Regions from separate parts of the Mus musculus genome. Here region 2 is linked to region 1. Evidence: chromatin loops called from intact Hi-C (ENCODE). Cell type or tissue: left cerebral cortex. All regions are shown on one strand. Links, peaks and the distances in the headings refer to the core of each region. The heading gives the core; the rest is flanking DNA. Region 1 holds the start of Gm51288 (predicted gene, 51288). Region 2 overlaps Ypel2 (yippee like 2).

Region 1 (11,491 bases), core at 3,574-7,573:
GATTCTGGTCTGTTGCGTCTTTCCTGGCCGGTCGTGAGAACGCGTCTAATAACAATTGGTGCCGAATTCCGGGACGAGAAAAAACTCGGGACTGGCGCAAGGAAGATCCCTCATTCCAGAACCAGAACTGCGGGTCGCGGTAATAAAGGTTCCCGTAAAGCAGACTGTTAAGAAGGATTCAACTACATGAATTCAGAACTTTTCAGCTGGGGGAACGAGAGTAACCCGTAAGTATAGCTTTACGAGGTAAGTCTGATCTTGAACTTTCTAAGGAAATTCAAGACAGTCTATCAGAAGTAAAGTGGAAAATGTTTGGCCTTGAATTTTTTCTAGTGTTAGAAGCCCTTTTGTTCCTTTTCACATGTTATCAAGTGGTTAAGGCAGGGCGGATTCTAGATGAAATTCAGGACAAGCTATCAGAAGTAAAGCGGGGAGAGAGAGTAGGAACAAAGAGGAAATATGGTACACAAAATAAGTATACAGGCCTTTCCAAGGGTCTTGAACCCGAGGAAAAGTTAAGGTTAGGTAGGAATACCTGGAGAGAGATTAGAAGAAAAAGAGGAAAAAGGGAAAAGAAGAAAGATCAATTAGCGGAGGTCTCTAGGAAAAGGAGCCTGTGCTCATCGCTGGATGGGCTCGGGGAGCCAGCTCTTAGTAGCTCTGAAGCAGATGAAGAATTCTCCTCTGAAGAAACAGACTGGGAGGAAGAAGCAGCTCATTATGAGAAAAAAGGGTACCAGCCAGGTAAAGTGCTAGCTAATCAGTTAAGGAAGCCAAAAGCGGCTGGCGAAGGCCAGTTTGCTGATTGGCCTCAGGGCAGTCGGCTTCAAGGTCCGCCCTATGCGGAGCCCCCGCCCTGCGTAGTGCGTCAGCAGTGCGCAGAGAGGCAGTGCGCAGAGAGGCAGTGCGCAGACTCATTCATTCCCAGAGAGGAACAAAGGAAAATACAACAGGCATTTCCGGTCTTTGAAGGAGCCGAGGGTGGGCGTGTCCACGCTCCGGTAGAATACTTACAAATTAAAGAAATTGCCGAGTCGGTCCGTAAATACGGAACCAATGCTAATTTTACCTTGGTGCAGTTAGACAGGCTTGCCGGCATGGCACTAACTCCTGCCGACTGGCAAACGGTTGTAAAAGCCGCTCTCCCTAGTATGGGCAAATATATGGAATGGAGAGCGCTTTGGCACGAAGCTGCACAAGCGCAGGCCCGAGCAAACGCAGCTGCTTTGACTCCAGAGCAGAGAGATTGGACTTTTGACTTGTTAACGGGTCAGGGAGCTTATTCTGCTGATCAAACAAACTACCATTGGGGAGCTTATGCCCAGATTTCTTCCACGGCTATTAGGGCCTGGAAGGCGCTCTCCCGAGCAGGTGAAACCACTGGTCAATTAACAAAAGTTGTCGAGGGACCTCAGGAATCCTTCTCAGATTTTGTGGCCAGAATGACAGAGGCAGCAGAGCGTATTTTTGGAGAGTCAGAGCAAGCTGCGCCTCTGATAGAACAGCTAATCTATGAGCAAGCCACAAAGGAGTGCCGAGCGGCCATAGCCCCAAGAAAGAACAAAGGCTTACAAGACTGGCTCAGGGTCTGTCGAGAGCTTGGGGGACCTCTCACCAATGCAGGCTTAGCGGCCGCCATCCTCCAATCTCAGAACCGCTCCATGGGCAGAAATGATCAGAGGACATGTTTTAATTGCGGAAAGCCTGGGCATTTTAAGAAAGATTGCAGAGCTCCAGATAAACAGGGAGGGACTCTCACTCTTTGCTCTAAGTGTGGCAAGGGTTATCATAGAGCTGACCAGTGTCGCTCTGTGAGGGATATAAAGGGCAGAATCCTTCCCCCACCTGATAGTCAATCAACTGATGTGCCAAAAAACGGGTCATCGGGCCCTCGGTCCCAGGGCCCTCAAAGATATGGGAACCGGTTTGTCAGGACCCAGGAAGCAGTCAGAGAGGCGACCCAGGAAGACCCACAAGGGTGGACCTGCGTGCCGCCTCCGACTTCCTATTAATGCCTCAAATGAGTATTCAGCCGGTGCCAGTGGAGCCTATACCATCCTTGCCCCCGGGAACCATGGGCCTTATTCTCGGCCGGGGTTCACTCACCTTGCAGGGCTTAGTAGTCCACCCTGGAGTTATGGATTGTCAACATTCCCCTGAAATACAGGTCCTGTGCTCAAGCCCTAAAGGCGTTTTTTCTATTAGTAAAGGAGATAGGATAGCTCAGCTGCTGCTCCTCCCTGATAATACCAGGGAAAAATCTGCAGGACCTGAGATAAAGAAAATGGGCTCCTCAGGAAATGATTCTGCCTATTTGGTTGTATCTTTAAATGATAGACCTAAGCTCCGCCTTAAGATCAACGGAAAAGAGTTTGAAGGCATCCTTGATACCGGAGCAGATAAAAGTATAATTTCTACACATTGGTGGCCCAAAGCATGGCCCACCACAGAGTCATCTCATTCATTACAGGGCCTAGGATATCAATCATGTCCCACTATAAGCTCCGTTGCCTTGACGTGGGAATCCTCTGAAGGACAGCAAGGGAAATTCATACCTTATGTGCTCCCACTCCCGGTTAACCTCTGGGGAAGGGATATTATGCAGCATTTGGGCCTTATTTTGTCCAATGAAAACGCCCCATCGGGAGGGTATTCAGCTAAAGCAAAAAATATCATGGCAAAGATGGGTTATAAAGAAGGAAAAGGGTTAGGACATCAAGAACAGGGAAGGATAGAGCCCATCTCACCTAATGGAAACCAAGACAGACAGGGTCTGGGTTTTCCTTAGCGGCCATTGGGCCAGCACGACCCATACCATGGAAAACAGGGGACCCAGTGTGGGTTCCTCAATGGCACCTATCCTCTGAAAAACTAGAAGCTGTGATTCAACTGGTAGAGGAACAATTAAAATTAGGCCATATTGAACCCTCTACCTCACCTTGGAATACTCCAATTTTTGTAATTAAGAAAAAGTCAGGAAAGTGGAGACTGCTCCATGACCTCAGAGCCATTAATGAGCAAATGAACTTATTTGGCCCAATACAGAGAGGTCTCATGCTGGTTAATCAACTCATAGATCTTGTCCAGATACAACTAGATGTATTATGACAAATAACTCAGCAGGGTTGTGAACAAAAGTTTCCGGGATTGTGTGTTATTTCCATTCAGTATGTTAAATTTACTAGGGCAGCTAAATTGTCAAAAAGTCTTTTTCAGTATATGTTACAGAATTGGATGGCTGAATTTGAACAGATCCTTCGGGAATTGAGACTTCAGGTCAACTCCACGCGCTTGGACCTGTCCCTGACCAAAGGATTACCCAATTGGATCTCCTCAACATTTTCCTTCTTTAAAGAATGGGTGGGATTAATATTATTTGGAGATACACTTTGCTGTGGATTAGTGTTGCTTCTTTGATTGGTCTGTAAGCTTAAGGCCCAAACTAGGAGAGACAAGGTGGTTATTGCCCAGGCGCTTGCAGGACTAGAACATGGAGCTCCCCCTGATATATGGTTATCTATGCTTAGGCAATAGGTCGCTGGCCACTCAGCTCTTACATCTCACGAGGCTAGACTCATTGCACGGGATAGAGTGAGTGTGCTTCAGCAGCCCGAGAGAGTTGCACGGCTAAGCACTGCAATGGAGAGGCTCTGCGGCATATATGAGCCTATTCTAGGGAGACATGTCATCTTTCATGAAGGTTCAGTGTCCTAGTTCCCTTCCCCCAGGCAAAACGACACGGGAGCAGGTCAGGGTTGCTCTGGGTAAAAGCCTGTGAGCCTAAGAGCTAATCCTGTACATGGCTCCTTTACCTACACACTGGGGATTTGACCTCTATCTCCACTCTCATTAATATGGGTGGCCTATTTGCTCTTATTAAAAGGAAAGGGGGAGATGTTGGGAGCCGCGCCCACATTCGCCGTTACAAGATGGCGCTGACAGCTGTGTTCTAAGTGGTAAACAAATAATCTGCGCATGTGCCGAGGGTGATTCTCCACTCCATGTGCTCTGCCTTCCCCGTGACGTCAACTCGGCCGATGGGCTGCAGCCAATCAGGGAGTGACACGTCCTAGGCGAAGGATAATTCTCCTTAATAGGGACGGGGTTTCGTTTTCTCTCTCTCTTGCTTCTTGCACTCTGGCTCCTGAAGATGTAAGCAATAAAGTTTTGCCGCAGAAGATTCTGGTCTGTTGCGTCTTTCCTGGCCGGTCGTGAGAACGCGTCTAATAACATGTAAGTAGTTCAGTGTAAAAGAATGTCAGCGAGAGTGAGTTTGACACCTGAGAGCCACATGATGGAAGGAAAGAACAAGCTCCTACCAACTGACTGTGATCTACGTGTCACACATACACACGCACACACGTGTACACACACACACACACACACACACACACACACACACACACACACACCCTGCCTTCCACTGTCTGCAAACTGCCTATTGTGGGGTTGGTGGTTACTTCAAAAGCCAATCTAAACTAAATTTATGCTCTAAATCATTTGGTAAGGTGACTCCTGAGTCCTTCAGCTGGAGGAATTTTAAGGTGTGTCACCTGGAGAGGATTTATATTCTGCATTTAACTTTACTAGTAGAACTAATCAGGACATTGAACTGGACCCTGAGATAGAAATAACTCTCCTTTAGAGAGAGGTTCACACCCTATTATACCTCATTGGCAAATTTCCTGACAGCCACACTTTTTTCTGCATCTGTTGTGTTTAAAATTAAATTTGAAGCTATTTCCTTACTGTAGGTGGACAGTTTGAAGAGAATACATCCTCACTTGGTGCACTTTATTTAACCTTTTCACTACGCACACCTCCCTCCCCCTACATAAATTAACAAATTCACAACTTTGCACGCATGAGTCCTTTGATGGGGCATGGGGACAAAACTTTTGTTATTGCTGTTTCTGCCAGCCTAGTCCGTTAAAAATTAAAACAAGCGGCTTTTCTGTCTTTCGTGTTGACCAAACCTCCTGACATTGACTCTGAAACATGAGTTGGATATAAAAATGTTTAAACATACCCGATGGGGTAGGAGAGATAGTTCAGTGGTTATGTCTTGCTGACCTTGTGTGGAGGACCTCAGTTCTGTTCCCAGCCCCCATACTGGGCAGCTCACAACTGCCTCTACTCCAGTTCTAGGGGTATTCAATACCTCTATTCTCCATAGACACCTGTACTCAAGTGGTAATTCATACCCATAATTAGGAATAATAGGAATAAATCTTCTTTTAAAAATAACCTGATTCAAAATAAAAATGGTAAATGCATTGTGCCACCTGTCTTCTTTAAGAAGCTGGGCGTATATGTGTGTCTTGTCTACACATATTTACATATATACACTCTTCCTGTCCCACCTAGTCGTCAGTTGCTAGTTCACAAAAGTGAAGTCACCAGTAGGTTGAGTGGTTGCTCCTCCGAGTTCCACTTCTCTCTGCAACTGTTTAAAAGCTCTTCTTAGCCCTGTATTTGCTGCCAACATTGCACACTTCCTTCTCGTGCTTAAAAATAAATGTCAAGTCCTTGATCTTTTGTTAAAGATTCATTGCCAGCTCTGGTTTCGCAGCAGGAGCCTCTCTCAGGATGGAGCTGGCTCCGATTTCTGCTAAGAACTAACCTAGGAATGATGGAAAGATGATTATCATCAATGTCAGAGAGCATATGGGTTTCTACTGAGCAGCCCCGCCAAGCGGGGCTCCCACTGATCCTTCCCATCACCACCAGCCAGATGACTCTAGGAGACAAATTCCTCCTCAGATTGGAGAAAATGAGAGTCCAAATTTCACACATATTTCTCCCACCTCAGAGAGGTTTCATAGTAAAGCACTAAGTGCCTTGTGTTTCTTAAGCTTAGTTTCCATAAGATGACCAGTGTGGTTTTTTTTTTTTTTTTTCTTCTCTAGATGGCAAACTACCTCATTTTAGTGCATCCTTTTGTCTGGGTGACTCACTAGGGTCGGTACACACAGTGAAAGAAATGAGGCCATTCTAATTTAGGCATGCACGCATGCACACACACACACACACACACACACACACACACACACACACACACACGAAGGCATTGTGCCTTACTGCAGATGTTTGCAGTGGCTTTATCTCAACCATACGAACCCTGTCTAAAAGGAACAACGCTGTTAATTAAGTGGAAGCCACGGGCACTCAGTGCATATTTTTTCAGCATGAGGTCCCAGGTGATTCAATTAAGATCTCTATCATTACAAATTGGCTCTCCAGGTATTTTTTAAAAACCCTCTTCGTCCACCCTGCTTCTCTTGGGATATATACCAGCTGGCATCTAGGTATTTTAGGATATAATTTTCTGTACTGAGGAAAATCTCTGAGTACAGAGAAATCAGAGGCAAATTTGAACTTTTCTCAGAGTGACTGTTTCAAACATTTGAAAGCACAGAGCAATTTGCCTCTTTTCTAAACAGTAGAGAGATAAGAGTCCACCCTCTCTGCAGCCTATTATATAGCACTCTATTGTCTTTGAAGTTTAAATAAATCAATAAACACAATAAGCACACTGTGTATTTTCTGGTTATACAATGCAGAGAGTAGACAGATGGGGATACTATAATTAAACAATGTTTCCAATGTCCAGAACATTTTAAGCAGAGAGCAAAATTAATTGAAAACCCAGTTGCTGTTGCGGCTGAGGGGCTCCATTCACAGATCCAGAGCCTAATTAACAGAGACAATCAATTAGGCAGCTGGCGCTGTAGACATAGCCCCCTCTGCTTCTGTGGACGAGTTCGATATAACCAGCTAAGCTTTCAAAGTTAAAGATCTAAGCCAAAGACTTTTAGAGAAGAGCTGCACAAGGATTCTGCGATTCCTTCCAGCTGTTCTGGCTGGCCCCTGCTCCCTCTACTACTCAAAGGCGAAACTTTCACAGGCAGCGTTCAGGAAGACTTGCATTTCGGATATTTTCCCTCCGGCGGCATATGTCTGGAAAAGCTCCAGGTTGACCAATATCCCTGAAACAGACCTGGGTGCCGTTTGGTATTTGTAGAATAGAATGAGTCAGCTGTGGACATTCTCACGAGGCAAACTGTTCAGAGAAGGGCAAACACTGGAACAGATTGCAGGACTATTTTTTCCTGCAACTGCTTCGACAGATCTAGAAATCAAATTTCACCAAGTATTGGTCCCATAAACTTTGTGAGAAATACTATGAATATCATCTATAAAGTTTCATAATGCAATTTAGATGGTGGCTGAATAAGATTTTCATTTTCTCTTTGAGTAGGCAGTGCTTATTAATAAGAAAAACACTTCACCCACTTGTTCAGGGTAAAAGCAGGCTCCACCGCCCCCAGGAATTTTGCTTTCAGGTTTATTACTAAGCTGGTTGTTTAGGAACCAACATCGTGGCTATCGCAAGCCTGAAATCCCAACCCTTGGATGCTAGAGGCAGAAGGACTATCCTCAGCACCCACACACTGGGTGAGTTCAAGACCAGCCTGGGCTATGTGAGACCCTCTTTCTTGTTTTCTTTCTTTTTTTTTAAATAAAGATTTTATTTTTTTATTTTATATATATGACGAGTACACTGTAGCTGTCTTCAGACAGACGAGAAGAGGGCAACAGATCCCACTACAGATGGTTGTGAGCCACCATGTGGTTGCTGGGAATTGAACTCAAGACCTCTGGAAGAGCAGTCTCTGCTCTTAACTGCTGAGCCATCTCTCCAGCCTGAGACCCTCTTTCAAAACAACAAAAACAACAAAGAAACCAAATTTATTTTTCCCTGGACCACAGGAGGGGAAAAAAAATGGCGGCTACAGTCTGAACATAAGCTCCCAATTTGATTGGCTGCTAAGTCATCAAAACAGCCTTAAACCCAGCGGAGGCTGAGAACCTGTGCCCTTCTATCTGGTTTATCACCCATTCTCTGTGTGTGTGTGGTCTGAAGTCTGCAAAGTGACTTACTCGCCTTGCCTCCCTTGCTTGGCATCCATCCGTCATGGAGTGGGATGGAGCAGACAGAGCAGAGTGAAAAAAGATGATATGACTCCTGACCTGGTTCCCGGTCACCTCTGGGACCACATGCCTGGATGGTCTCTTCCCCAGCACTGTGTCTTACTAGACTCTATCTGGTCATTCCTTTGCACATCTTCCATATACAACGATTCCCAGTTAGCATCTGAATATCTTCTCTTGGTTTTCTTAACCCAGTCCATCCTACACTTAATGATCTCCTCATCCAAAGCCTTCATTTGCGCCATCTCAGTAGAATCCTAGCTATCAAACCCTCACAACAAAGAGAGAAGAAACGCCCCTTTCCTGGAAGGAGAGGTCATTAGCAAAACGGCAGGCAGGCTGGCTCTCCCACATACATAGATACCAATAGTGTTTCATATCTGTCCTTTATCCCCGAATAAGATCAAATTCCTGCCCTCAAGGAATTTCCTTTCCCAGTTGGGGAGACGAGCAAGTATACAATGCTCACTCAAGATAGCCACATGCCCTGGAAAATCTTATACAGAAATAAACCAAGGGTCCTAGTAGGGTCTAGCTGATGGAAGAGGGCAATTTTGGATACAGATGATCAGGGAAGGGCTTCTTGAATGGATGTCACTTAACTGAGACCTCAACGTTGAGAAGGAAATGGCCACTGTGCCGTGAGCTGGTAGAATTCTGGAATGAGTTCCAGCAGAGGATGGAAAGTGTAAAGGCTTGGAAATGAGCAAAGAGCATTGTGGGAAACGTAGGACTTCATGGCAGCTGTTAGACTCTAGAGAAAGTTAAAGCCAGATCAGTTCAATCCTTGTGAGGAGTGGCGGGGAGGTGGTGTGGGGGGTGTTGAGATGAGACTGGATGGGGAACTGGAGTGAGGCTTTTATTCCATGCACCAGGGGAAGCTAAGAAGAATTTTAAAGAAGATAATTCTATGATTATCATCCTTTTTATTTCTTTCCCCTTTAATCTACTTTTAAAGCTTTGTTCGTGTGTGCATGTGTGTATGTATGCTGTGTATGTGAGTGTCTCCTCAGATGGGGATGTTGGATCACCTGGGGGTCTCGGGCTACAGGCACTCAGGTCCTCTGAAAGAGCAGAGATCACTCACTGAACCATCTCTCCAGTCCCTTATTTATTTTTTGAAAGGTCACTCCAAGAACAATGAGAGAAGCCTAGAGTAATCCAGGTAGCCGACTGTGAGCTATACCCCCTATATACCTACACTCCCAGCACCAGATGGATAGAGACAGAAAGAGCTCAGATTAGGGCCAGCTTAAGCCATAGAGTAAGACTCTGTCTCAGAAGACCAAAATAGGACTGGAGAGATGGCTCAGAGGTTAGGAGCACTTGTTCTTGCAGCGGGTCTGGGATCAATTTCCACCTACATGGGGTCTCACAATTGTCCATAACTCTGGTTCTAGAGGTTCTGACAACCTCTCCTCAGACATACACAGGAACAAGGCACTCACACTAGGAAATAAAATAAGTCATTAAAAAGAAAAAAACCAAGAGGCAGAGGCAGGTGGATTTCTGAGTTCGAGGCCAGCCTGGTCTACAAAGTGAGTTCCAGGACAGCCAGGGCTACACAGAGAAACCCTGTCTCGAAAAACAAAACAACAACAACAACAACAAAAACAAACCCAAAAACCTCAAATAACAAAAACAGAGGCAGAAGACAACTATGCTTTCATTGACAGTGATGGTCAGGATTGATGGAGGAGGAAACAGGCCTGGGCTAGTTTAAGACTTGGTAAGAATGACTGTGAAGAAAGGCAAGGAGCGGAACAAGTAGGAAATCCTCCCATTGGCTGGGACCCTGGCTGCTTCATGGAGAGGAGAAGAGGAGGGAAGGAGAGAGATGGGACTATTGCTGAGGTGAACTGGAGGCAGCCAAGGAATAAGGCCAAGGAGGCAGATGGCTACACGAGCCTAAGGCTCCAAGGACAGGTTTCAGCTGGGGACACTAATTTCCAGTCTTAGCGCTCAAACTGGCTTCTCAAGCCAACCTGGCTTAATTAAGGAGGAACTTGGACACACTAACCAGAATGCTACCCGAATTTAGACGTGACGCCCCTGCCAGTAAAACACCCTCCCATGTTTTGCTCTCTTGTCTTTGAAGTGAGATATGAGAATCCCTAGTTCCTTGACCATTGAGACCTTGTCTCCAGACTGCCGATTTCATTATGACTTAATGATATATTTAAAGAACAGCCCCCAGAGTCCAGTTTGGCTGACATATAAAAATTGTCCTTATAGGGAGATATGTGCCCCGTAGTAAGAGAGATAGTTCCAAGGCTTTCTGTTCCGGTTGTCATGGTGACAGGGGCCTGGGCTCTGGAGGTGGTGAGGAGGAGGAGAGAGGAAAAAAAAACCCTCTAAACTGTGGGGGTTGTTTGTCTTGGGAAAACAATGAAAGATGGTGTTTACAGGCTGTATAGAGTAAATGGCCTATTCACCCTTGGTAGTCGCAGGTAAACAATTTGTAAGCGGACAAATTGTTCATTTTAAGGACATACAAAAGCGTTGTCTGACTCTGGGACTAGAAAAGCATCACACAACTCTTTCATCCTTTGTGCCCAGTGGATCGCCTGGGGCTCTGGTTAATCAACTGAATAACTGAGGTCTTGGAAGGGGCACACCTATCCTAGTTACTCTATGTGGGTTCTGCGGTTGAGAGATGATTCGTAGATCCTTTGGATCATGCACGTACTGTGGGCAGTGTTTACAGAATGACAAACTTCAAAGGCAAACCAAGGAAGCCACGAGTGGTGAGGCACATCTTTGTCCCATTACTCAGAGGCAGAGGCAGGCAGATTTCTGTGAGTTCAAGGCTAGCCTGGTCTGCATAGTGAGATCCTGATGGCAGTGGGGATTGAGGTATGGAGGTGGGGATACGGGTAGGAGTAGGGGATGGGAGGACACTAAACTCAAACTCATGCTTATAATCCCAGTCCTCTAGAAGCCAATGCAGGAAGATGCAGAGTCTAAGGTCAGCCCAGGATACTAAGATTTCTAAAACAACGACAACAACAACAAATAAAAGACAAGAAAACAAATGAAGCTAAATGTGACTGTATATACTATGATCTAGTCCTGAGAGGTCAAGGTAGGAAGGTCAGGAGTTCAAGGTCATCTTTAGCTATAGTATAGATCCAAGGCCAATCTATGCTACCAGAGATCCTGGTTTAAAACAAATAAAAATAACCCACAAAATAAAACATCAGCAAACCCAATAAACCAGCTAAACAAATCAAGGAAACCCGGACAGGAGCCAGTAAGGCGGCTCAGCAGGTAAGACTGCTTCCTGCCAAGCCTAAAGACTTGAGCTGGATCCCCAGAGACCACAAGATAGGAGAGAATTGACTCTTGCATGTTGTTCTCTGACCTCCACATGCACACTGTAGCACGCATACATACCCTCAAACATCCCCCATAGGATTATTAATTTTAAAAATAAAATACTAAAAGATCAACTTGGAAGTCTTACCCTTTGGGGTTGATACTAAGATTTTTTTTT
Region 2 (11,491 bases), core at 2,869-6,868, 93 kb after region 1:
CGTTGTGCACAAAGAATTGCTGGTCCCATGGAAGCTACTGATCATCGGATGAGGAAAGATGTGCTAAGCCTTCACTGGCTCCAATCTGAACTCTTCCTCCCAGAACCTTGCCTCTGCATTTTTACATTTCCTGCTTGCTATCAGGAGTTCCCGGTCCACAGCAACGCCTCCAGCTCCTGGCTCTCCTCCATTACCGATTTTTACTGTGCTTTGGGCTAAATGGGACACACACATCTTGTATCTTTTCCTGCAACCTAAATCAGTTAAGAAGACCAAGAAGGTGATTGCCCAGGAGGGGGCGGGGGGGAAAGAGGGCAGAATCACTAAAACCCACTGAGCTTTACCCCCCCCCACACACACACACACTCCCCACCCCCCATTCTCTTTAGCAGGACCTTCTCCAGTCCAGGTCCAGAATGCTAGGGTCCTGCCCTGTCAGCTAGAATCAAGGATGCTTCTTGTGCTAATCCGCTGTCCTGGCACATCTGATGCTAGGGCAGGAGTGTATCATCAGAGAGAACAAAAGCCACGAGGTATTTTTTTTTCTCTTTGTCCTTTTGAAGGAGTCAATTATTTCAAGCCTAAGTTAGCAGGTCTCCAAGAACAGTACAGTTATATTGCACCCTCTTGCCCCTTCCCCAATCCTAGGACTCCCAGGTTCCCCTGTTCTGTTGCTCATGCTCACATGCCGATGTTCTGACAGCCATCAGGCAGCTCTCATGTGGGCAGGGCCACCCCCCCTCAAGTAGGGCTGCCACCATGCAGCCAAGGGTCCGTTCCAGCTCGTAACTGTTTTCAGCCAACACTAGAACAGAGAAGCCAAGATCAACTCACAAACAGATACAAAGCAAAGAGACAGAGAGACAGTGATTTAGAGGCCAGTCACCAAAAATGATGGTGTCAGGGTGGGAGGATGACCCCTGATGGCAAGGCCCCTAAGTTGATGGAACCGAGTGTGTTCAGTCACTCTCTCACGCTTGGGTAGAATGTTCAGTTGGGTGGCATTCACATGGATGCTGGACCGGATGGATGCTATCAGGTCAGTCCCAGCCATTGTCCTTGATCATGTGTGCTAATTCAATGATGTATTTGCCTTCTTTATATTTCTGACTGCTTTCAAAAGCATGTTCCTATAAAACAGAGGAAGAGAAAAAAAAGACACAGAGTGACCAAAGGCACAGATGACTTCTGAGACACAGAAGCAGCGATGTGGCTGACGACAGGCGCCTGGACAGCCATCAGGTGCCCCAAACACTCCAGCACGCAAGTGTCCTGAGTTCCTGCTGTTAGCAGCACAACCGAGGGACATCTGGGATTCCTCAGTATCATGACAGAATTTATTTGGATCATTCCTCTTTTAAACTTTTGCTCAAACGTCACCATCTCAGGAAGCTCTTTCCCAGCTACTCAGCCTGGGATCCCAATCTCACCTGCGGCAGGCACCTCACTGCCCTCTCTTCCCCACGCCTTCCCTTAGCTCTATTCTCAGTACACCTTCCTCTCCAATACCCACAAATGCCCATATGTAGTCACTTCTTTCTGCTGCCTGTAACACAATAAAAACTTTAAGCAGAGATGTTCTTGCTTTGCAAACTTCTGCATTCCTGGAAGACTGAAAGTCAGATAACAGGCCTTCAGGAAACAGATGAAAGGCAGCTGCTGATCTTGGAAGCCAGTTTGGGAGCATTGCAGTAGACAACCTTGGTTTTATGTGAAGTTTCTTGGCTTCTTAATTAAAAAAAAAAAAAAAAAAGCCCTGACAAGGTGGTACACACCTTTGATCCCAGCACTCCGGAGGCAGAGGCAGAGGCAGAGGCGTCTGTGTGAGCTCCAGGGAAGCTATGGCTAGCTACATAGTGATCCCTGTCTTAAGCTGACATTCATTTGCACACATACATGTATGTGAGCTCTTGAGGGAACTGGGATCTCTGAAGCTTACTAGGAGTCTGCCTTACAGACATTTGTTTCTAGAAGTCTGGTTATCATCTTAAGATGCACCTGTTAGCTGGCGGTGGTGGCGCATGCCTTTAATCCCAGCACTTGGGAGGCAGAGGCAGGAGGATTTCTGAGTTCGAGGCCAGCCTGGTCTACAAAGTGAGTTCCAGGACAACCAGGGCTACACAGAGAAACCCTGTCTCGGAAAAACAACAAAAACAACAACAACAACAAAAAGCTGCACCTGTTATACATAAGTAGGATAGCAAGTACCTCCAGACTATAAGGCCAATCAGGTCTTACTTTCTGTTCTCCCTGTTTCCACCTCAGGTGAATCAAGTGCTTTTCTTTCACTACTGTGCTCCAGGGTACTAGACACTGCATGAACCCCCGAGCTGCAGAACCTCCTCCCACCCCACCCTCTCCACCTCCCTGGCAGGTTGCTTCCACCACCATCCCGCCCCCGTGGAGCCTCTCAGCGAGCCCTACAGAAGGCCTTTCTTCCCAATATAGGACAAAGGACTATCTCACATGCAGAGTGAGGAAGCACACGAGCATTTATACATTATCCCAGAACACCTCTCCCGGAAGTCACGTGGGTAATGACAGAGGCACAAGCAGTAGATAAGGGGCTCTTCTGGCAGAGCCTCTGAGATCAGTAAGAAACCAAATCCTACTGTTCCAAAATAATAATGATACAAACTACAGCTTTTTTTTTTCTGTTTGTTTTCAAGACAGAGACTCTTGCGTCTCTGGTGGTCCTGGAATGCAGAGGTCGGCCTACCTCTGCCTCCCAAGTACTAGGATTAGAGGCCTGTGCTACCACTGCTCAGCGGGCATTACTAGTGAACTACCACCTCTATTCAGAACTTTCTATTTCTTGTGTTTTAGAACAAGAGTTCAGACTTTAAGTTGTCTTGTTGAGTGAAGAATCAATCTACAAAGTGAGGAAGAGGGGAGCTAGGAGACCAGAGAATGTGCAAACACTCGGTACTATGGATTCAGCAGCTATGGATTCAGCAGATTTTCCTGTGCACTCTGTCTGTCTGTCTGTCTGTCTGTCTGTGCTATAATTTGAGAATAAGACCTGTTGTGCCTGTGTTTAGGGCAGAAATGAAGAAGAGTAAGAATACTAGGGTGAGTTTTCCTCCGGTATCAAGGGGCATTCCTATAATCCCAGCACTGGGAAACAGGCAGGAGGAAGGAGTACAGCCTGGGCTACATAGTGAGTTCCCAGCATCCTGTGATACGAGGTTTTCTTATTAAATAGAAGAAATGCAAAGTGGATCACCTGCCCACCGGCATCCGTGATGGTGGCTCTGAACTCCAGCAGGAAGTCAATAATCTGGGTCAGTCTCTGGAACCGCTCACTTAACTAACCGATTAGCTACTCAGTGTCTCAACCTATGGGTCACAACCTCTTGGGCAAACCTCAGTCTTCAAAAATATTGGCATCATCATTCATACCGGTAGCAAAATTACAGTTATAAAGTAGCAACAGAAACAACTTTGTGGTTGGGGGGTCACCACACCATGAGGAATTGTACTAAAGGGTCACAGCATTAGGAAGGTTGAGAGCCACTGCACTGTAGGGTTGTTCTGTAGGTTCATAAAAATACCAAGACAAAGGAACAGAACAGAGTTGGGTACACCAAGGCGATCAATACAAGCCATCGGATGCTTCCCCGATGTCCTGCCCATCATCACGATAGGGAGTGGATCGCCATCTTTTTTCCTCTCCTGATGCCAGGGTCAAGTTCAGGGCTTCTAGGCAAGTGCTTCCTACAGTACTCACTCCCAGTAAGTTTATAGTCAACAGCTTTTTATAAAATTGTCAGATCACCAAACCCGAACCTCAAGCAACAAATGAAACCAGCCTACTCAGGGTTATCTCTTCCTCTAACCCAACATCTCAATGGATGAAGGAGTTCTAGGATCAACAGCAGAACTGTGATCATGTGGTGGTGCGTTCCTGTAACAACTGCTCGTGGCGGGCTGAAGAAAAGGACCCAACTTTCAGGACAATCTGTCCCTTGGCAAGACCTAACATCACCGCCACCACACGGCCCCATTGCTCCTTAATTTATTTCCCTGTAATAAACTTTATTATATCTTTTAAGAGATTTTATTAGTTCCCCAGAGAGGCCAAGCTCCTCCTGCCACCTCCTCCAAAATACAAAAATCACAGGCTTGTACCGCAATGCACAGGTGACATTGAATTGCTTAGCACTGAAAAGGCTGAGCGTGAGGGCATAAAGCCAGCTAAGAGACAGAGCCCGTTGGAGCCTCATTCTGCTGCTTAGACGGCATGCAAAAACTAGCTGGTAACTGTGGAAGCACTGATCATACTTTTGTAGAGACCCAAGCCCAGCTAACATACTCAGACAGTTCTGTATTTTGTTAGTTGTCTGTCTGTCTGTCTCTGTTACTTCATTGAAACAGGGTCTCATGTGATCCATCTGGGTCTGTCATCTACCTGCTTTAATCTTTTAAGTGCACGGATTGTAAGTGTATAGGACCATGTTTGGATAGCTAGTGTTTCTTATTTTTGTGTATATGTATATACTTGTTGGTGTGTGCATGTGTGTGTTTGTGTGTGTGAGAGAGAAAGAGAAAATGAAGATGTGTTAGGCAGAGGATAGTGTCAAGTGTCTTCCTGAGTTACCTTTTTGAGTGCCTCCCATTGAATCAGGAGCTCCCCCACTGGCTGCACAGGCTGCCTCGGGGATTCTCCGAGTCTATGCCTACCCAGTTCTGGGATTACAAGCATGTATTGCTGCACCCAGCTTTTCCCAAGGGTCCTGGGTATCAGAACTCAACAAGTCCTCATGTTTATGGACAAGCAGTTTGCTGACTGAGCCGTCTTCCCAGGGTTGTTACAGTCAGCTTTCAGGAGATGCTTTAAGGCCCTGCTAATAATTGTACTCGTGCGCTCCCACGGAAGTGTTTCCAGGCCAGGTGAAGGGATGAACAGGATTACCTTTCTTACAAAGGTACGAGCCCCCAGGGCTGAGGGCAGCCCTTGGAAGAAAGCATCCCTTACCCAGGAGGCCCTCCCTCCCAGGCTCGTTGTACTTACATATTTCCAGCCCAAAGTGGTTTTGCAGTTTTCACAGTAAATGTCTGCAACGGCATGTAGTCCTGTTAGCAACACCCGCTCTTCTGCAGGCCCACAGCCCACATTAACTCTGTGCCAAAGACAGAAAGAGAGCGAGCGGGTGGTTAGTCAGAAGGATAAACAGCCATTAGTCATTCAAGCTGAGCTCCTGGCAAAAACCGACTGGACAGGCCTACTCCCAGGGAAGCCTACAGGGAGAAGGAACTGGTCTAAAACTGAAATGAGAAACATCCATCGCCTCAAAGGTAACCACATGGAAATGTCTCCGTGGGAATAAATCCTGCATCTGCAAGATTCAGTTCTGTGGGTTGACCAAAATAGCTCTGGATGACAGTTTGCTTAGGATTTAAATTTTCTGACACTAATTTATAATCTTGTAACTAAAAGAAAACTCACGTTACATTTACTTGTTGGGTGGATACATGCATGCTGTGGTGCCTTCATGGAGGCAAGGACAGCTTTGGGAATGGGTTCTTTCCTCCTACAGTAAGCTTAGCTTTCAAGCGACCCAACTGTGTTGTCAGGCTTGGCAGCACGGCCTTGGCCATCTCTTCCCCCCTGGTCTTGTAATTGAAAGGGAGGCTCAGCCTCGAGATGGTTGCACAGGGGTTACAGAGGATTGCCTAAGACAGTGAACAAGACCATGTGTTTCCGTCTGTATCATCAGGGTGAGTGACCCTTGAGTATCTATCACACCTGCTTTACAGAACACCTGCTCCAAGGAATGAGCTACATTTCCTTTCACAGTTTATCAGATGTCTGCGAGCTTTTGTCTTCCTAGCCAAGTCAGAGGCTGAATCCCGTGACAGGCTGTGTCGACATCCTCTGCAGAAGGGACGAGGCTCTTCCTAAGCCTTGCCCCTAACATAAGTTCGTTCGTTCTTTCTTTCCTCTCTCTTTCTTCCTTCCTTCCTTTTTCCTTCCTTCCTTTCTCTCTCTCTTTCTCATTCTCTCTCTCTCTCTCACATACACCCTCACACACACACACACACACACACACACACACACACACACACTCACACACACCGTCACAAATCTCAGGTCTGGCTGACCTCCACGATGAAGGTCTATCAGAGACCCCTCTAAGTTTTCCCTGTGCTGGGGATACTGCAGCGAGTACCATTAGTTTTAGTTGGAGATGATGCCAACCAAATTTCCCCTAAGGTAACTGACTACCAGTGGTTAATGGGAATGCCCCTAGGGATTTTATTATTACTAATATTACTAAGGCAGAGAGAGGTCATTGATGAATCAGAGGAGTGCTTGCCCCGCCCCTCGAGACTTGCACCCAATAAACAGGTACCCAGTCAGAAACACTCACACTGAGTTGAAGAGGTAGGCTCGCCCTTGACTTCCCTGGAAGGACTGAAATACAAGAAGACAAATCAATAGTTAGACATCCATGTTACTTATTTGGGAAACCGACCCCAAATCGCAACCAACCTGACTGCCCATGCAGAAGGGAGCATGCGGCCAGCAAGAGCTCTAGCTGGCAGGTGGCATGGGGCAGGAGGTGGTGAAGACAGAATAAACAGTTCAGAGATGAAGGCAGCCCACACACTCGGGCTATTTTTACCAGCTCAGGTGACTTGATGGACAGGGGTACAGATGACAAGAGAGTAGCCAGGCTGGTGTGATGGTGCAGTGTGTAACACCAGCACTCGGGAAGCTATGGCAAGCCTGGGACACACTGACAAAGTTGATCTTTATTTAACAACAGAACTGCAAGTAATTAAATACCCCTCCGTTCTTCACGTTGCCCGACAAGGAATTCACTGGGAGAATTAATCTGCACGGATGTCACACACAGTGGCCTCTCACACACAGTGGCTAGGCATGGAAAGCCAGTACAGACCCTTTGGTTTGCCCTCTTCTTACTTGGACCCCAGCACAAGAGCCTGCACTCATCATTTGCCTTGCTCCTGGCCCCTCAGCAGTTCCAGTCCTAAGTGGGGATTCCAGGGCTCCTCTTCTGCTGTGTACGTGATCTCAATGATGCCCAATGGGCAGAAGTCTCATTTCACCCTCTAGCTTGGCCTGCCTTCTGGCTTGCCAGTGACAGACAGAGGTGACAGAAAGAAGCCAGGGCTTACCATGCAATCTGGCATCTCCCTCCATTAGCACAGGTTTCCCTCCTCTGGTCTCAATGAGCTGTCTGGCCGACATGCTCTGCCTTGCTGCTTGCATTTTTAATGTGGTGTGACAATGGTATCCCAATTTAACTTCCTAGTCAGCTCTGGGGGGTTGCGGGGTGGGGGTGGGGGGACCAGCATAAAAACAGACACGGAAACAAGGAACTCTGAAGAAATCTGGGGTGTGGAGCTGACAGATGACTAAAAGCACCAGATGGGGCTCTGAGCACTGTGCCTAGACAGCCATTCTGTCAGGAGTACAGGTCTTCAGGGTTGGTGCCTCTGGCCAGAGAAAGGCAGACTTCCTGCGGAGGAGCTGGGAACTGAACAGCTGGATAAGGGGATGCCTTCCTGCCCAGGTACAGCTCAAGCAGCAAGCAGAGAGATAGTCACCGGCCTCAGTCCAGACCTGAACCGTGTTTCTGGAAACAGCCAGGGAGCATAAGACCCCCCACCCCCACCCCCCAGGCACAATGAAGCTGCTCTGGGAACCATGGCCTCTCTCTCAAACTCCACACAAAGGTCCCTGTGACAAAGCCAGACTTTACACAAACGGCTCAAGGGAACAAAAGCTGCCCACTTAGTGACTCCTCTTGCTACTTTAACACTGTGCCCTATGCTAGCCCAAGCTTACCTGCACTCAATGGCTGACTTCCCCAGCTTTGTCCACCCTGTCATCCTCTGACCTTCCCAGGAAGACACACACAACCAACACCTACGGCTTTCTTTGCATCTGGATTTAAATTTTTTTTAAAAAGATTTATCTATTTATTTTAGGCATTTGAGTACACTGTAGATGTCTTCAGACACACCAGAAGAGGGCATTGGATCCCATTACAGATGGTTGTGAACCACCATGCGGTTGCTGGGAATTGAACTCAGGACCTCCGGAAGAGCTCTTAACTGCTGAGCCATCTCTCCAGCCCTTGGATTTAAAATTTTTGAATCAAATTCCTTCTCTATGCTGTGAGTCTCAGAGGTGCAGCTCATATCTTCAGGCTCTCTTCCAACCCGCAGCATGTGACTCTGGCACATATTAATTGTTTTATTTTTATTTTGAAGTCTCATTAGGTATCCCAGATTGGCCTTGAACTCGCAGTAATCCTCCTGCTTCAGCCTCCAGAGCTGATAGTATGAACTGCCTCTATATTTCTTCTATTGGGGTGCATTGTTACATGAGTTCTGATATCTGCTATATGCCTAGGAAGCCATCACCACGATGGAGATTAAGGATAATCACCAGGACTGGTGGCATTGGTTTATATAGCATTTCAGAAAACCAGGGGGTTTTGGGGGGGGGGGGGCAGGATCACTCCTATTCATATGTGTGGGAGGAGTGTGTATGTTTGTATCATATCCCTGGTTGGCCTGGAACTCACTGGGTAGACTGAACTGGCCTACTGTGCCTGGGATTAAGATATACACCACCACACTAGACTACAAGAGATTTTCATCTGGAACTCTGTGGTGTTACTCCCCCATATCATTGCTTCTTCCTCCATGTATTCTAGAAATACAAAGCATGTTACAGCCCCCTGCCGAATAACAAGCTATCAAATGCATTTACACTGCGATCTCAGGAATATCACTTAGCATCTATCTGTAAAATTAAAACTTTCAACTATGGGCAGATGTGCATTGGGGGCCACACCGCACCTGGCCCAGCTTTCAGTTGAGGCCAACCTAGTCTACATAAGCGTGTCCCGGGCTAGCCGAGGTAACATAGTAAGGGGGCGGGGGGAAGGGCGGGGAGAGGGTACCGATAGTTCACCCTTCCAAGATTTTCTTGGGCCTCCGAGTCTACCGTTCCCTCTGCTCTGCGCCACTTTCTCGATTATGGCTCCATAGGCAAACCTGCTTTCTGTCACTCAAACACTAAATGTTTTTGAAAGGCTTTTTACTTAGTATTTACAAAATTTAAGATGTATTTATTTATGCGTATGAATCTAAGTTGGTGCCCAGAGGCCAGAAGGGGTGCTGATCTCCTGGAGCTAGAGTTATAGAAGGTTGTGAGCCATCTGATGTAGGTGCTGGGAACTGAACCCAGGTCCTCTATAAGAGCAGCAAATGTTCTTAACTGTGGAGCGGTATCTCCAGCCTCTAGCACAGTTCGTTCAAAAATTATCCATCCTGTATTTTAAACCAGTTTGTTCCTTTTCTTTCTTTTGTGCCAGGCTAGCCACAAACTCCCTACATAGCAGCTGTCCTGCCTCCTGTCTCCAGCTCTCAGGTGCCAGGATTATAGCAGGCAACACCATCCTACCTTTTTCTGTGTTTTTGTGTTTAAAGAATGATTGGTGTGGTATCTATTACCTTTAATCCCAGCACTTGGGAGGCAGAGACAGGCAGATTTCTGAGTTTGAGGCCAGCCTGGTCTACAAAGTGAGTTCAAAATAGTCAGAGCTATACAGAGAAACCCTGTCTCATAAAAACCCCAAACAAACAAACAAACAAACAAACAAACAAAAGCAAAAATGGAACAATCAGAGAAGCCAGTCATGGCACGTGCTTTAATCTCGTAGGTAGATGTCTTGGGGGATGAGGGTGGGGTCTGAGGCTAGCCAGGGCTACAAAGCAAGACCCTATCTCAAATAACACTCAAACAAAATGATCAGAAAGAGTAATAGGGAAAAAACAATGAGTAGTCAACATGTAAATGTATAAAATGGCCAAATAATAAAATTGTTAATAACATGAAAAGTGATATAAAATAAAATAAAGCAATGTCAAAAATTTTAAACCGTTTACTTATGTATACAGATATTTTGTCTACCTGTATGTCTGCACACCAGAAGAGGCTCTGGAGTGTGAGCTACCATGTGATTGCTGGGAACTGAACTCAGGCCCTCTGGAGGAGCATCTGGTGCTCTTAACCATTGCCCCATCTCTCCAGCCCCATATAAAATTCTTATGTTCACAACTTATAACTTTATATCAGTGCATTCATGGAATCCATGCACATGCACGTTAAGTGGATGCTCGAGCGCCTTGCTGAAAGGTCACTTGCACGTGTGTGTGTGTGTGTGTGTGTGTGTGTGTGTGTGTGTGTGTGTGTGTACCCATCTGCTTCTGCATGTTGCCGAGAAGTAACTACTGCCAGTCTGACACAGATTAATTCCTAGAGAGCAGGGGCAGGGGAAGATGGATGGGCAAAGAAAACAGCCTCCTTAGGCTCAAAGGTGGCTCACAGGTATGCCAGGACAGCTCCTCCAGGCATGCTTGGTGAGAGTCTGCTGGTACAAGTCCAGGTACTGGCAAGGGGACTGGACGCAAGCAGGGCTGTCCTGGTGGGAACACTTCCTCAGGTAAGCCCACAGACACAGCATCTGCGGCCCGGTTTCCTCAGCCTGGCACTCATAGCCAGATGCATTTTTTTTTTTTTTTTTGAGGCAGAAGTCTGGACGCTCTTCCACCATGGCTTCCACTACCCCAGGGCCCCTGCCAACTCAACATTTATGATGAGAAAAACAGACACGGAGAACAACAGGCTTCTTGCAAATAGACGCAGACAAGAATAGCCTGGCTGGGTCACGGTATCCTGTGGGGCCCAGCCTAGCCCAGCACAACCTGGCACAGCCTGGTGTTCCCTTGGGTGGGGGTGGTGCTGAGGTGGGGAAGCCGAAAGGGAACTAAGGAAGCAACTGAAATGAAGCAAATAGAATTCAGACAGGAGATGCCGAACAGACTGTCAGACACATTTGTTTAATGTCATTACTGCCTGGCAACAAGGCAGTTCTTTTCCATGTTGTGTGTCAACCAAGGCTGGTGTGCAGGCCTTCACAAGAGGTTTTTCTTTTCTTTCTTTTTTTTTTTTTTTTTTGGTTTTCTTTGGTTTTCTTTCAAGCCATACAAAACTTTCCTCCTATCCTAGTACAGTACTAGTTGCAGGCCCAGCCCTTCCAGCCAGCTCAAAGAAACGGAAAGGGCTCTGAGTTTCCTGTTTGGTAGCCAAAACCGCTCATTTCTGGCCCTGTTTGGGAGTCTGGAAGGCAGTGATTCCTTCTTAAAGTAGAACTGCTGGATCCCAGTGTGGTGGAACACATTTGTTAAGAAGGAATGCAGGTCTGATGTTAGTGTGGGCTACACAGCAAGACCCTGTCTCAAAAATAAGAAAAACAAACAGGCTTTGGCTCGGCAGCACACAGTTGTAACAGGGGTGGAGGTAGCTGAATGCAGAGGTGTGGGGAGCAGGTGTGACCTCTGGGAGTGGACTGGGCCCTTGATCATCTAAGGTATGAGGAACTTGTCACCCCAGAAGGGGCAGGTTCCAAATCTGACACTGCAGCTCCCACCAGCGCATCTCTTG

Evidence for each region. Peaks named below come from ENCODE experiments on the same cell type or tissue, not always from the same donor. Only the 100,000 strongest peaks of a DNase experiment are listed, where the experiment ranks them.
Region 2: it touches region 1 in a loop (2.5-fold over the local background); 1 of 42 quality-filtered maps calls a loop at or near these places.

What each region holds. Positions count from the first base shown.
Region 1 is chr11:86,845,926-86,857,416 of GRCm38, forward strand. The region is part of intron 3 of Gm33742 (a long non-coding RNA gene); the gene reads right to left. It overlaps Gm51288 (predicted gene, 51288), which reads right to left and starts at 6,733; the gene lies at 6,679-6,733. In left cerebral cortex, for the core only: no CTCF peak of the experiment used is centred there; DNase peaks (open chromatin) are centred at 5,709, 6,363, 7,086 and 7,299; H3K27ac peaks cover 2,007 bases.
Region 2 is chr11:86,939,559-86,951,049 of GRCm38, forward strand. It overlaps Ypel2 (yippee like 2), which reads right to left. Exons shown (of 5, transcript NM_001005341.3): 3 at 6,375-6,418; 4 at 5,015-5,123; 5 at 1-1,130. The coding sequence ends at 1,041. Among named protein-coding and RNA genes, the nearest start is that of Gm51915, 37 kb to the right of the region's middle. In left cerebral cortex, for the core only: no CTCF peak of the experiment used is centred there; DNase peaks (open chromatin) are centred at 4,675, 5,165, 5,772 and 6,689; H3K27ac peaks cover 2,655 bases.